Regions from separate parts of the Mus musculus genome. Here regions 2 and 3 are each linked to region 1. The links are chromatin loops, found by intact Hi-C in ENCODE. Cell type or tissue: heart. All regions are shown on one strand. Links, peaks and the distances in the headings refer to the core of each region. The heading gives the core; the rest is flanking DNA.

Region 1 (5,838 bases), core at 958-4,957:
CTGCTTGCTGAAAACAGGTTTTCATTTATTCTCCCAGAAGATAAGATAACCTGTGGCTGCTGTGTGGCCTTGCTTCCCTGGCATCTTGGAGAGAAACGTGTTTGAAGGCTACAGGAGGGGGTTGGAGAGGGCGGGGCAGGGGGCGGGGCGGGACAGGGCGGGGCGGGACAGGGCGGGGCGAGTAGACTGTGTTGTCTGCCTGCAGGGCTGGTTTTTCCGTGGGGGCACTGAGGAGGCTTTGAATAGTAAACTGAACCTAAGGCTCCAAGGCTTCCCAAACTGGTGCTAGTACTAAAGGACCTTTTGTAGGCATGAAGAATCTCCCAACTCCTTTCTTAGCTGTTTGATTAGCTGCCCTCACCTTCTCACTGATAAATAGCTCAGACATGACGCCTGGGTCCTGTAGCCAATTTCTTGGAGGCAGTTTCAGAGGCTGAGCAGGATGGGCAAGAAGCACAGGGAGGAGGGGAGGGAGACCCAACCTTTGTGCCTCGACAAAGACTTTATGTTGTGCTGGAGTTCCAAGGCACGTGCTATTAGCTGATATCTAAGGGGAAAAAAAAGAGGAAGAAGAGAAAGAAATGGTTCAAGCACGTGGAAACTAGATTGGTCCTTGGAAACTGCAACAAGGCACTAGATAGAGATGCCCTCCTAGAATGAGCCAGCTCAAGGTCAAATGACAGCCGTGATAATGACCTGCACACTTTTACAAATCCTGAAGTACATGCATGGCAGGAAGGTCATCAGATAATGAGAGATGTGCATGCTGTTGGGCCTGTGACTAAGTTCCAGACACTACTCGGTGGAGTCACCTGCAACTGCCATTTTTCCCAAAATGCTTCTATCTGAGATTAACTCTCTTGATTCAATACACACACACACACACACACACACACACACACACACACACACACGCCTGCATACCTATAGCTATACCTATAAGTATAGGTATATACCTATAAATATAGGTATATATATAGGTATAGGTATAGAGATTTCTATTCTGTCCTGACACTCTGGTCCAGCATGCCTCGGCGACCTGCCTCCTTACCTTAGACAGTGGTTCCACTTCCTTCAAAGAGGTGATGGTTAACCTTGATCTTCAATGTGATTTTATTGAGTAGCACAGTTGAAAACATCTCTGCTGTTGATAAGGAGGAGTGGAGTGGGATAAGAACATTTCCAAAGATGATTAGCCAAGGAAGGAGTGTCAGCCCTGAATGTTGATAGCACCATCCACTGGGCTGAAGGCCTAAATAGAATGAAAGAACAAGAAGGGCTGGGGCTCAGCGATAAAATGCCTGCCTGTGGTGTGTGAGATCTTGGGTTTGATCACCAGCACAGACAAAAAGGATAAGGTAGAAGAAGCCCACTAGCACCTTTCTGTTTTATCTCTCTCTCTCTGTCTCTCCCTCTACCACCCACCAATTTCCTCTCCCCTTTCTGACTACCATGAGCTGAACAGCTCTGCTTCTCCATAGTCTTCTACCATGATTCTCTTTCCCACCACAGCCCAAATCCAATGGAGCCAGATCACCATGGAGTGAGCTCTCTGAAACTTTGAGACAAAAATCTTTTCTCCTTTTAAATTGTTCTCTTGAGTATTGGTCACAGCAGATTGGTCACATCAATACAATAATGATGATGATCATAATATTTTTAAAAGAGAAAGCAAGAATCTAACAAGCTATGGCTCTAAGGAGAGACAAATGAAGAAATGTAACAGTGTCTGGCACATAGTATCCTAAAGAACAACCCACAAAGATTGTCTAAGTGCTATTCCAGGTTTCCTTCATCCTAGGAACTTCTTATGAACGAGCATTTGGATCTTTCTAGGGCTGGCAATAAAATTCTAAAGTAACACTCTGGTATTCTCCTCGGATAATTGTATCTTCTCTGACAAGGATTGTCAGCCAAAGGTACCCATTTTCCCTGGCTCTATGGACCCAAGGTGGGTCTGTAAGACTCTCCATCATTCCCCCAGCCACGTTATGCTTTCTGCTAGTACTGAAGCTATGCTGTGCTCATGCAATTGTTTTCTCAACAAAGACAATGGACAATGAATTTGTTGAAATCAGGAAAGTGATTTATCAGATCGTTATTGGTTACATTAAAAATTAACCTTTGTTGCTGCAACCGAAGACTCAACATATACATTATTAGAAGAAGATACTGTTACCAAATAATTAGCCTTGCCAGCATTTACTGACTCTGCATTGGCTGTGTGGTAACGTTTAGTATGTCTCTACAGTGGTGGGTGTCTTGACCCCATTTTGCAGATAAAACCCTAGTCACCTGCCATTGCACTTGTGACTTGCTTTGTAGCCTTCAACGTTTCTCTGAGTCTGTCTGTGTCTCTCTGTCCTGGTGTGTTGTGGGGTTGCTTATACCACTGACACACAGGAGACTTCAGGAAATCAAAAGGGATGCAGAAGAAAGCAGAGCACCTTAGGTGCCAAATGCCCTTTAAACCATATCTGACTTCCTGTGATCAAAATTGGCGTTTTCAATCATCGGTTTTTGATGGCTCCTTTAAACCATCTGCTGTTCTTCATGCGTGACAACATTAGATAGTGCAGGTTTCTGTGAAAAGTTCAGTGACTACAGACTTCCGGGTAACAAGTTGTTTGTTTGTTTGCTTGCTTGTTTGTTTGTTTGTTTGTTTGTTTTACCCTGCAAGAAACACAGTCCTTATATGGATATTCCCACTCCTTCGTTCCTGTGTTCTGTGATCGTGGCTTGTATTCTTGGCTTTCCTGACCAGTCTTAGACCCTTCTCCTCTCCTTCTCTTTATATCCCCCTATATTTTCCCACCTGGAAGTCCACAAGGACTAGCAAATGCCAGCAGTGACTCTACACAGTTTTATGAGTGCTTTTAGTAAATTAGGAATTAGAGCTGGCTTCCTGTGTTAGAACGGGGATTAGAAGGAAGGTTTTTCCAACGTCTCCTGAGGATTATACGAAAAGTAAGCAGGAATCATGAAGATTGGGAATGTTATTTCCAAATGCCAACATTTTTAATAGACAAACATTGCCTGCGATCCGGCTGCAGTATATTAGCAAAGAATAAAGAAAGCCATGAAAAGGTAAACACTGGTGGGCTCCTGGAATGGGTGAATATTCTTACTGGCTCACAGCGCCATCTTGTGGCCTGTTCTTAAACAGAGCCCGTTTTCATCGTAAATCAAGCCGACCTTCTGATCCTGGGCAGGTGAGCCCCCTTGGCAAAGTACAGGAGCTCCTGGCGTCCTGATCTTCCCTAAGCATGGCTGCCAGTCACCCCACTTGTTGGATAATTTTCTTCTCTTTGCTTTAAAACATTTATGATGTTTTCTTTCTTTCTTCTTAACTGGTTCTTTCTAGCTCCCATCACCAAATCTGCTTTATGTAACTCCTGAGGTGTGCTCCTTGCTTTATCATCCCATGCTTCCTGTTTCTTCTCCTCTCTACAGATTTTTATATTCCAGACTCTTCCACTTTCTTTGAGCATTGCACACCGGTGACGCATATGCAGACACTCAGGCATACATACATACACACACACACACACACACACACACACACACACATTAAAAAAAAAAAAAAAAACTGGCCATAATGGCACACACCTTTAATCACAACACCCAGGAAGCAGAAGTAGAAAGATCTCTGTGGGTATTGGACAAGCCTGGTTTATATGGCAAGTTCCTGGCTAGCAGGGCTATACCTTGAGATATTGTCTTTATATATATATATGTTATATTAAATGATTGGGCTGTTCTTGTTTTTCAGGTCTCTTCCTTGAATCTTTTGATTGAGTCTATTTTCTTACCTTTTGCTTGCTGGTTCACAGCAGTTTGTTGTGTATTATTAACATGCTGCTCACTGCGTTTTGAATTCCATTTTTAAAAGTCTATTGTTTTCGCTAACGCCTACTTTTATGATTCACAGTATGGTTTCTGATAATGAAAACAATCCTCCCTTTGCTTGTGGTCTGAGATAGCGTTCTTGCTCCACTTTTTGAATCGTATAAGCTCTTTCCCCAGTATCCACTTCTCAAGATCTGTCTGTACCCACTAGTGAGTCTTGCCGCTTCTGTCAGATATTGAGCCCCTTAGTGTACGTGAATTCTCTCTCATAACTCAAAACTTTGTTGCTATAGGTGAACAGTGCTGTGACAGCCTGGACTGAGTGTTCAGGGCTCCATAGAGACCCTTCGTATCTACTCAAGAATCCCCCTTATGTGCTGCTCTCTTTAAAAGTTAATTTAACTATCCATGGACTTTTAACATTAGCCACTAATTGGAAAATGTGTGTTAACTAGCAACAAATCATCTTGAACTTTTTTGAATCTGAATTAACTTACAAGTTTTATTAAGTTGAAGCCATTATAGTTTTTGCATTCGCCTCATGATAGCAATATCATATTCACATTTTCAAGTCTTTGTCTATTTCCTTCCTAAAGCTTTAGGGTGCTCTCTGTAAAGCTCTAATGTAGATAAGGGATACAGCTTAACACGTGTGAGGACCCAGGCTCCATCCTCAGGACCAGGTACAGAAGTTCTTACATGCCCTCTGTTTAAGTAGATCTTAAATATGACTTACTGTGACTAGGATGTTCTCCATCTTCCATTTTATGGTCAAGTTTATTATGACTGATATAAAGAAACACTTCAGATTGTATACAGCTTGTTAATATTGCTAAAGCTGGCGAGTAAGATTTTGTACAATTATTAAAACGTTTCATTAATTTCACTTTTTCTTTCCTTTTCAATCATAAAATTTAAACCTTTGTTTGTGGTTTCTTTTTAAAAGACAACCTCACTAGGTAGCCCAGGCTGGCCCTAGACTCAGTCATATAAGTGCTCAGGTTAGGACTATGCCACCACCAGGTATACAGCCTATTCCTTCTCTTAGAGAAGTACCAAGACTCCATATGACAGCAGCCCACATTGTCCAGTACAACCTCATCTTTATTAATTACATCTGCACTGTCCTGGTATCCAGCGAAAATCAAATTCAGAGAGATTAGAGTTAGCATTTGAAAACAAGGAACTGCTCATCTTCACCTCTGCCTCCACTCCTTCAAATCCAATTCTCCTGTCTCATCTATAGCTTGGCTGCAGACAGCCTGCTGCAGCCTCCCTCTCCCCTGCTCTTCTACCCTGTCTCCAGTATATCACACACACCTTCCCCTCCAAACTGCCTCACACCTAATGCTTTATCCCAACCCCCAACTCTAGCAGGTATTCCTTGGGAACCTGCAGGCCACTCAAGCCAGAGAAGCAGGCAGACTAACTACAGATCTTCACCAATCTCTCCCACCCCCTCTCTCTCTTCCTCTTCCTCCTCTCTTTCATTCCCAGCTCTCCAGTTTCACTCCATCTCTACAGCAAGCCTCCTGCTGCATCCTCCCTTCTACTCCACCCCGATATCCAATAGATCATGAAAATCTTCTCCACTAACTTTTTTCTCCACTGGTCCTGCTATCTCGGCCCCCAACACCAGCAGGCGTTGTCTGGGATCCTGCCTGCCAAGTCTAACAGAGAAGCAAGAAAGTCATCAAATCAGGTGGGCAGGCTTAAGTTCTTCACTCTCCCTCCTCCCCTCCACATCCAATGCCCAGTCTCATCCCCAGCACCCGATGTGGCATCTCCTTACTCTTTGCCCGGGTTCCCATGGAACCAAACAGAATCTGGTAGAACTTCCTGCTTTCTTCCCTCCTGTGGACCCCCTAAGGCACAACCCCAGCCTGTTCCCTTCTATAAGGGTCCACTAAAAACACATTTTACCCAGAACTCCAAGTGACAACACCTCCTCTGAAGATTTCCTACCAGGCAATAAATACACACACACCA
Region 2 (4,000 bases), core at 1-4,000, 170 kb before region 1:
AAACTGAGTGTTGAAGGTAGTGTCCGAAGAGAGTAGACTGCACGGCCTTCTTCACCAATGGTTGCTTCTTTTCAAACTGAACCATGGCCTTTTCTGCTTCCAAATTCTCACTGCAGGGTTAAACTGTCACTTTCAAATACTTCTGTCCTTACAAACACCTGCTGTCACCATCTGCCATGATTCCTTGTGGCTCCTCTGCCCATGCTCATGATTGTCACCAGGCATTTGACTCTGTTGAATCCTGACCCTTTCTTGACACTATGACTTCTAGACACTATGACCTCTCCCCTACTCTGTCTTCCTTGCCCTTTCCACCCTCTATCTTTTGTCCTCACCAACCTCTTTCTGATCCTACTTCACCTCTGTCCTCAAGAGTAAACTTTATCTGGAAACTCCCCACTTGCCAATGTGCCTCTCTAATCTGCCCTTCAGCCCATTTCTTATTGGTCAGTCTCTTTAGACTGAAGAAACCCAGTGCTCAAGGGTTCTCTGAGTCTATGGAATTCTTCCTGTCTTCCACAAATTGGGGCATGGTTTCCATTTTCCCTGTATTAGAGAAACAGGGATAGTAGAAATAATAGCCACCAGACATAAAGGGGATCATTTAAATTCTGAGACTGCTAGGAATTATTATCCTCATGTAATGCAACAAGTTTCCAAGCAGTCCTATTTCCTGAACAGACCTTTGTACTCATCATATTTGATGGTCAGAGAGGGAAGGTCAGAAGAGAGTACCTGATGTCAGCATTTATTTATTAAGGCACCAAAGAATTGTGTCCCTGCTTAAGCAAGAATGTGACTGGAGAATGGGAAAAGTGGCCCAGTCTAAAACAAATAAACAGAAAATGTCCATACAAGTAGCCCATGTATTCCTCTAGCCCTGGGTTTTGTTAGGTTCCTCGACCAAACAAGCAAAACGGATATCAGAGAATTCTGGAACCAGGGTATTACTCAAAAGTATGGATATTGAAGGAATTTAGGTCAGTTCCACTAGCTTTCTCTAAGCTCCTACTATGCTATGAAAAGCACTAGCAATTCTGAGATTTAAAATTATTTTAAAAACAAGGCCAGGAGGCTTTGTCATTAAGGAGCTCACTGACTAACTTGGGCATGACCGAGAAGTTTCCTCTTTGTTGCCAGATACACAGAGCATCGTGTTGAGAAGAATTCTTGACAGGTAGTGTTTGTAGGGCATCCATTAGTGATGTCTGCCAAGGGTTTAAAAGTTGAGAGTAAAAGAGTACCTCATATATTTTGGCACTCCTGGTCTGAGTGGAGTTATTTCAATTTTAAGAAACCTAGGTTTTCTATTCCGTAATCCTGCTTTCCTCTAAACCAATACGAGCTTTTGAGTAGAGGATTGCTGCATTGGGAAAATTTGCGTGAGTGTGGATTTTATGTGACCAAGGCAACACTAAATAGAAAGATGAATGCCGCTGTACCAAGCATCTTAAGGTATTTACATTAAATAGAACTTGCAGATGACCAAGAGAAGCAAGGAAGAGAAGCAAGCTATGAAAATGTACAGATTCTTAAGTGTCTTCAAGTTCAATGGAATTTAATAGTGACCACAGCTTTTTAACCATATTTTACTGAATCAGCATCATCTTATTGTTTGAATAGAAATAATCTGCAGGCATCAGACGCCTGCCCAATGACCATAGCCCTGGCCTGCATAGATTCTGCAACAACAGTGTATGTGTGCATACATGTGTATGTGAGTGTGTGTGTGTGTGTGTGTGTGTGTGTGTGTGTGTGTGTGTGTGGCCAGGAATAGGGTTTAATCCTTGGATTCTGCTTCTCACTTCATGAGCAGGGGCTAGGAGCCATCCCGAACTGCAGCCTCAACCCTGGGAGGGATGGAGACCTGTGTCATTCAACAGCAGTGACCCCTTCTGGCCAATTTAAGGAGAAGCATTGAGGGGCCCTGAAAGGAGTCACTTCCAGTCCTCCTCAGAGGTTGGTGGTCCTTGCACGGGGGATTAGTGAGAAGGTGTTAAGTGGGAAAAGGTACCTCGAAGCTCCCAGCTCAGGAGCAGAGGTCAGCTTCATGGGGAGCAAGGGTACGTGGGCTACTCTCAGATGCATTCCTGTGCCCCTAAGTGGGTCACAAAGGATGGAGATGGGAAGGAAATTCACTCCCACACTTAACTGGGATTTCCAGGACATGGGGGTGGGGATTTACATTTCACACCCCCTGGCTAGCAGCAGCCGGACTATACAACACATCTCTACTTAATTTTCCTTGAAGGTAACAAATAGAGATAGTCAGAGCAGAGCATCCCTGCCCTTTTGTAAAGGTATGAAAAGAACCAAATAGAAATGTTCATATAACTCTTTAAGTGGCCTTAAGTATTGACATGCACATAAAGTTTAAAATTCTTAGGGTTCTTATAGCTAGGCCCCTATCAATCAACTAATTCATGTGTCTGTGGTTATACACACACACACACACGCACACACATACAGAGAATTATGTTTCTAATTAAAATACTTTTAAAATAGCCAATAAAGCCAATATAGATAGCATCTCTCATAAACTTAGTAAAGATGCCTGGGTATCTTTTCCAGCAAATGCTAGTGTGGGGGTGTGGCAGAGCTGTCCTCCACACATCACAAGCCTCCACCAGAGCCCCACTAGAGTGATGCAAACCACTACATGCCTATTGTTTTTCTTGCATGAATGTTGTTTTCTAATGCAGAGAACACATCTGCAGTGCTGGGGACTTTCCTTCTCAAGTCACACTTAATTTGACTACTTGTGACATCTCTCCTCTGCTTTTCAAACCACCCTTCACTTCTTTACCCTCTTTCAGCTTCTCCCGATGGCCTTGGAATCACAGTACTAACACAGACCCACATGGTTTGTTGGATGGCCTGCTCCTGCCAGCTGACACTCAATGCATGTTCCCCCAAAGCCTCCCTAGCCAAGCGCATCCATTAACCGAATGCTGTGTGCAGCCAATCTTTCTTTCCCTACTCTTTCTACTTCCTTCTCTTCTTCGCCACAAGTAAAGCCTTTTAATTGCCTGTACCTAAGTGACACTTTTTATCCTCAAACTCCAGTGAGTGAGATGATGGCCTCTCGGCAAACTGAATAATGTTCACAAGTCTGTGTGGTGTCTACAGTCCATCTAAAATCACGTGGTCCCTCTTCCCCCTCAGAAAGACAGTCTATTTTTGCATCTCATCGTAAGAGTCCTCGTGAGGATTCTTACATGTCAGTGTCACTTCTGGCTCTTCGTTGCCTAGTAAGCACTTTCTTGGAAGCATCGGTTCAGTATCCGGCCATACTAGTACCGTTACTAGTCCATTTACTGCTGAGTTAGTGAAGCTCACATATTATACATTTACTCCATCTGCGCCATTTCTCCTTAAAACCAATTTTACCAGTTCATGAGAAGGACTAGTCAGAAAATATAGTGTGGATAGCTGTTTATCATCTCATCCAAATAAAGAAGGGGGCAGGGAAGGACTAATTGAAACGAAGTTTTTCCTCCCAGAATAGACCAGGTGGGAATTAATACAGGGTTTGTTCAATGGACTCCTTCAGAGTTCTAGTTTGTATTTAATTAGTATCCATGTTGCTCTCTTCTCCAGACAGTAGAAAAAGCTCCCCAGGGTTTTAAAAATGTCCAGTGGTCAAACATTTTACTGGAATAGGTCCCTGTGAAGGACTGCACACCTATCCCTCCTATGCAGCTGGGCTAGCAAGTCTTCCCCCCCCCCCCCGCCCCCGCGCCCCTCGCTTCCTAAATGGTTGCTGAGAACAATTTGCCCACTTCAGGCCCTGAACTACTCGGAAGAATCTATCTGATAGATAGCCTGTCCCACACCTGGGTCATCCCAGTATAATCCTCCCTTTGAACAGAGAAGCTGGAATTCTGTCTTGGGTGTCTATCCCTATCCCGACTCTGGGCCTGGGCTTTTCCAGCTGTGGCTTCTACTGGAGCTCCCGGCTACAGTAGGTGGCTTTCTTGTTTGCATGGAAGGACAATTT
Region 3 (4,000 bases), core at 1-4,000, 1.1 Mb before region 1:
GGTCTCTGCTCAGGTTTACTTTCAGTGGAAGCAGCAAGCAGTCTCTTCCACCTGTTGTTTCTGTTATGTGCATGTCCTGGGTGGCTTTTCCAGGGGAGTGGGCTGATGGGAGAATTGCTGTATGTGGCTAACTGATAAAGCCCCTGTGATGCTTTCTAAGTGGACATCAGAGCTCACCAACCCAGTGAGGAATGTGTTTCCCAGAATCCTTGGAGCAAGAAAGAGGTATATGTATGTGTCTGATTCTGCCATAGTGCTATGGCTTCTGCAATGCCAGTTCAGAGCCCAGGCACAGGGTACAAAGACACGATATTCCCACTCCATTCAAGTTTGTCTTGAGAAGTCTGAGTCTCAATGTGAGTGTCGCATTAATCACGGAGTCACGTGCACTGTAGTCGCCCTGGAGAGCTGCTCTTATGTGCGGAGGACTTTTCAATCATGAGAAATAAATTCATATTGAAACCTGAGAACTTTTGAATGTATGTTTGTGTAACACACACACACACACACACACACACACACACACACACACACACACACACACACGTTCAAGCCTTTTAAGCCAGTTGATCATAACCAGCTACTTTTAGAGAAGGTTTAAAATAAGCTTGGCAATCTACATGCTACTGATGATCTTTAGGTTGTACCAGATAGTACTGTCTTAAATGATGGATGATCAAGACTCAGATAAGAGATACGAGATATGAGGATGGAGAAAAGAGCAACATCACATTTAGGCAAGTGATATCAGAAGTGCTGTATAAAATAATGCCTGCTTATTTTTCAGGGTTTTGAATTAGTTATATTCGTGCATTCCAGATCCACAAATTCTGAACACTCTGCCTCTTTCAAAGTGATTGCCCTGAAGACCACCATTTTCAAAATGCCTCGAAGACTGCTCACGGCAAAACCCAGCTAAGTGTGTTAGCCCGCCCTCCTGCAAGCCGGGAATAAGTGCAAGATTCACTTTCACTTAATGTTAACATATTTGGGTCAACCAATACAGGTGGGAGACTAGTTCACGTCCATCCATTGTGCGTGGCTCTCGGGACGTTCACGTCAATCCATTGTGCGTGGCTCTCGGGACAAAGATGAATGAGGCTTGCTTCCTGCCCTTGAGGTGCTCACTGTCTGCGGGGAAAAGGACCACATAGACAAAATAAGTTAGCTCCGGGGATGAAAAAAGATGAAAGATGCAGAGTCCCGAGGAAGCAGAGATCTATCTTGATTTGGGTAAATAGGCACTCGAGCCTATTTACTATTACTTGAAGGACAACCAAGACCTTGAGAGTTTTCTGTGAGCTCTGAAAAGCAACTGGCCTTGTTTCTGAAACTTTAGGACATTGTGCTCCATGCCACAGATACACTAGCCTAGGAGGTGCATGAAATCTGGGCATTTCAAAACCCACATAATGAGAGGTCTGGACTAACAGGGAAATCTTCATAGTATTGTCTCTGAATGCAACATTTTGTTGATGTATTTTTTCTGAATTGCCCTTATTGAGTCATCGATCCCTCTGGCTTTCTGCACTATAACAAGAAATACTTCAGATTTAACTCTCCTGTAACACCATGGACTTGGCTCTTGGCAGTCTTCCTGATGTGGTGGTCCTTTCCAGATGTGCTTCTTAACGCGTGGACTTTGGAATCTCGTAATAATGGGTGCATGTAAGACAGGAGGCTGAAAACCAACCGTTTGCACCATACAAAGATCAGTTTCTTAAACTATGATTCCATGGAACAGTTTTGGAAATATTAGTAGGTGTACTATATGCTAGGAGGCTTATATGTGGTTCCCTGCCTCCCTCCACCCACCCCCAGATTGCTGTTCTTATTTATAATCTCTCAGCTGCATACTCACCTTTTCCTGAAGCATAAAGGAAACATAAAGTATTTCTCCTTTGCGGCAAACTCCAGCTTCGTCAGTAGAGGGCGCAGGAGGAACATTGCAGGAGAAAGGAGCGGCTCGCGGTGCTGTTACTTGACTCCAAGCGCTCAGCCCCACAGTGCTCTCAACTGTAGAGCTCAGCCCTCAGGCTCACTCTTTAGAGGGATTTTCTATTTACCTCAACACGGAGGATCAGGCTTTGTCTGGCATTTCAAGGATCTTCTGCAATCTGAAGAGCCCAACCCCGCATGTTTTAATCGTATCCGAATCCTTGCTTTGAGGAAGAATCCTACTTCCAAATTTGTCCTTCCTTGAGTACTTTCCCTTGGCCTTAGAGTAATATTTAGCATTCATTTTACATTCACTTTACATCGTTATAGTTACTCTCTTGCGGTTAATAAGCTTTAGTGTCAAACTTGCCCTGCTCTGGTTCCTATACAAATTTCGTCTCCTTAGATTCGTGACTCACACAGTCAGAATACAATAAATGACTCTCAAATACTTACCTTGGGGTCCATTTATATCCTTAAAGACCCCAAAGTGCTTCTGGTAGGTTGTATTTATTGATATTTGTTATACAGGGAAGTAGAAGTAAGACATTTGAAAGACGTTTTAAAGCTGATTCCTTAAAGGGGCGAAACCTATTACATTACAACATTGGGAAAAAAAAATCTACATTTTCAACACACAAGGCGTTAGTGAGAAGAGATGAGACAGTCATTTTTGCAAAGGTCTTTATACCTGATGAAGACCTTTGCACGGCTCTCATATCCTATTCCTCCTCTGCTGGGATAGGTCATGTAGCTCAGAAATCCCCAGCTCCTCCCAGATTCGTAGCGATAAATGGAGGAGGATGTTTATAACCCTTTAAGTAAGTGTGGGGTGCTTCTTTGATGCTGCATCAAACCTCAACTAGTGGTAGTTTTGTTCTGATTGTGGCCCCCTACCTCCCCTGACCCCCATTGTGTTTCAGGTCAAGCACAAGGCCACAGTGGTAGAATCTACCAGGTCAGTAGTGAGGCTTTATAGCCGAGAGACTGTCAACAGGAGATCCTTGTGCTGGAAGCTTGGTTTCCAGTGTGGGAATGTGGAAGATGGAGAGCTGTTCGCGAGGGCATGCTGCTGTCCTGGAGGGACTGCTCAAGATGAAAACTGAAGATGACCAGGAATCTCTCTGCATTCCTCTTTTGGGTTTTATCTTCATCGTTCATGTGTTCTGCCACCCACCTTGAGGAATTTGTCAGAGCAAGGTGGGATTGAGAAGATGTAGGAGCTGTGCCCTTGGGACCTCCCAGAGCTGTAAGTGAAACCAGACTCTTCTCTTTATGAAGTTGGTTTGCGGGTTGGAGAGCTGATCTAGTGGTTAAGAGCATCCACCGATCTTCTGAAGGTCCTGAGTTCAATTCCCAGCACCCAGATGGCAGCTCACAACTGTCCAGTGTCATCTTCTGGCAAGCAGATGTACATGCAGATGAGTACTCATATACATAAAATACATTAAAAATAAATAAAATAAAATACACTTTATTAAAAAGTAAAACCAGCTGGTACAAGCTATTTCCTTAAATAGAAAGTAGGCAAATACAGCAACCACTCTGAAACTAAAATCCATAGTCTGTTTGGTATTTTGACTCTGTTTTTGCCCATGAATGACTGTGATGCCATTTATTGGCCATTTGGAAAATACTGGTTCATTGAGTTGTTCAGATATTGCAATGCTGCTTTGTTTCTTTATACAACAAGCAAACTACTTTCCTTCATGTTACCACCGATATTATTTTCAAAACCAAGTATTAGGAGTTACTAAGTTTAGAGTGGCAGGCATATTTTTTTTCCAAACCATCTAAGAGTATGTAGTTTATCATTGGTAAGAAAACATTTTCCAAACAATTAATTTCAAGTAATCACAATTTATTTGTCAGTTGTCTTCTCAAACAGGAAGATAATTTTTAAAGGAAATGACTAATTTGTCTTGTCATCTAATGATTCCTGTGTTGTTCCTCAAGACAAATGAGTACTTTTTTTTTAAAGGGGGGGCATTGGTGAGATACAGGTATTTTTTCTTTAATATTTTTTTTCCTAAAGATCGATCTATCTATCTATCTATCTATC

The links. Peaks named below come from ENCODE experiments on the same cell type or tissue, not always from the same donor. Only the 100,000 strongest peaks of a DNase experiment are listed, where the experiment ranks them.
Region 2: it touches region 1 in a loop (2.1-fold over the local background); 6 of 42 quality-filtered maps call a loop at or near these places.
Region 3: it touches region 1 in a loop (6-fold over the local background); 23 of 42 quality-filtered maps call a loop at or near these places.

What each region holds. Positions count from the first base shown.
Region 1 is chr5:44,301,685-44,307,522 of GRCm38, reverse strand. It overlaps Gm40296 (a long non-coding RNA gene), which reads right to left and starts at 1,226. Exons shown (of 4, transcript XR_868403.3): 1 at 1,052-1,226. In heart, for the core only: a CTCF peak has its summit at 3,138 (motif pointing left); no DNase peak of the experiment used is centred there; H3K27me3 peaks cover 563 bases.
Region 2 is chr5:44,474,452-44,478,451 of GRCm38, reverse strand. The region is part of intron 7 of Ldb2 (LIM domain binding 2); the gene reads left to right. Among named protein-coding and RNA genes, the nearest start is that of Gm40297, 46 kb to the right of the region's middle. In heart, for the core only: a CTCF peak has its summit at 1,901 (motif pointing left); no DNase peak of the experiment used is centred there.
Region 3 is chr5:45,400,796-45,404,795 of GRCm38, reverse strand. The region is part of intron 1 of D5Ertd615e (DNA segment, Chr 5, ERATO Doi 615, expressed); the gene reads left to right. Among named protein-coding and RNA genes, the nearest start is that of D5Ertd615e, 22 kb to the left of the region's middle. In heart, for the core only: a CTCF peak has its summit at 1,925 (motif pointing right); no DNase peak of the experiment used is centred there; H3K27me3 peaks cover 480 bases.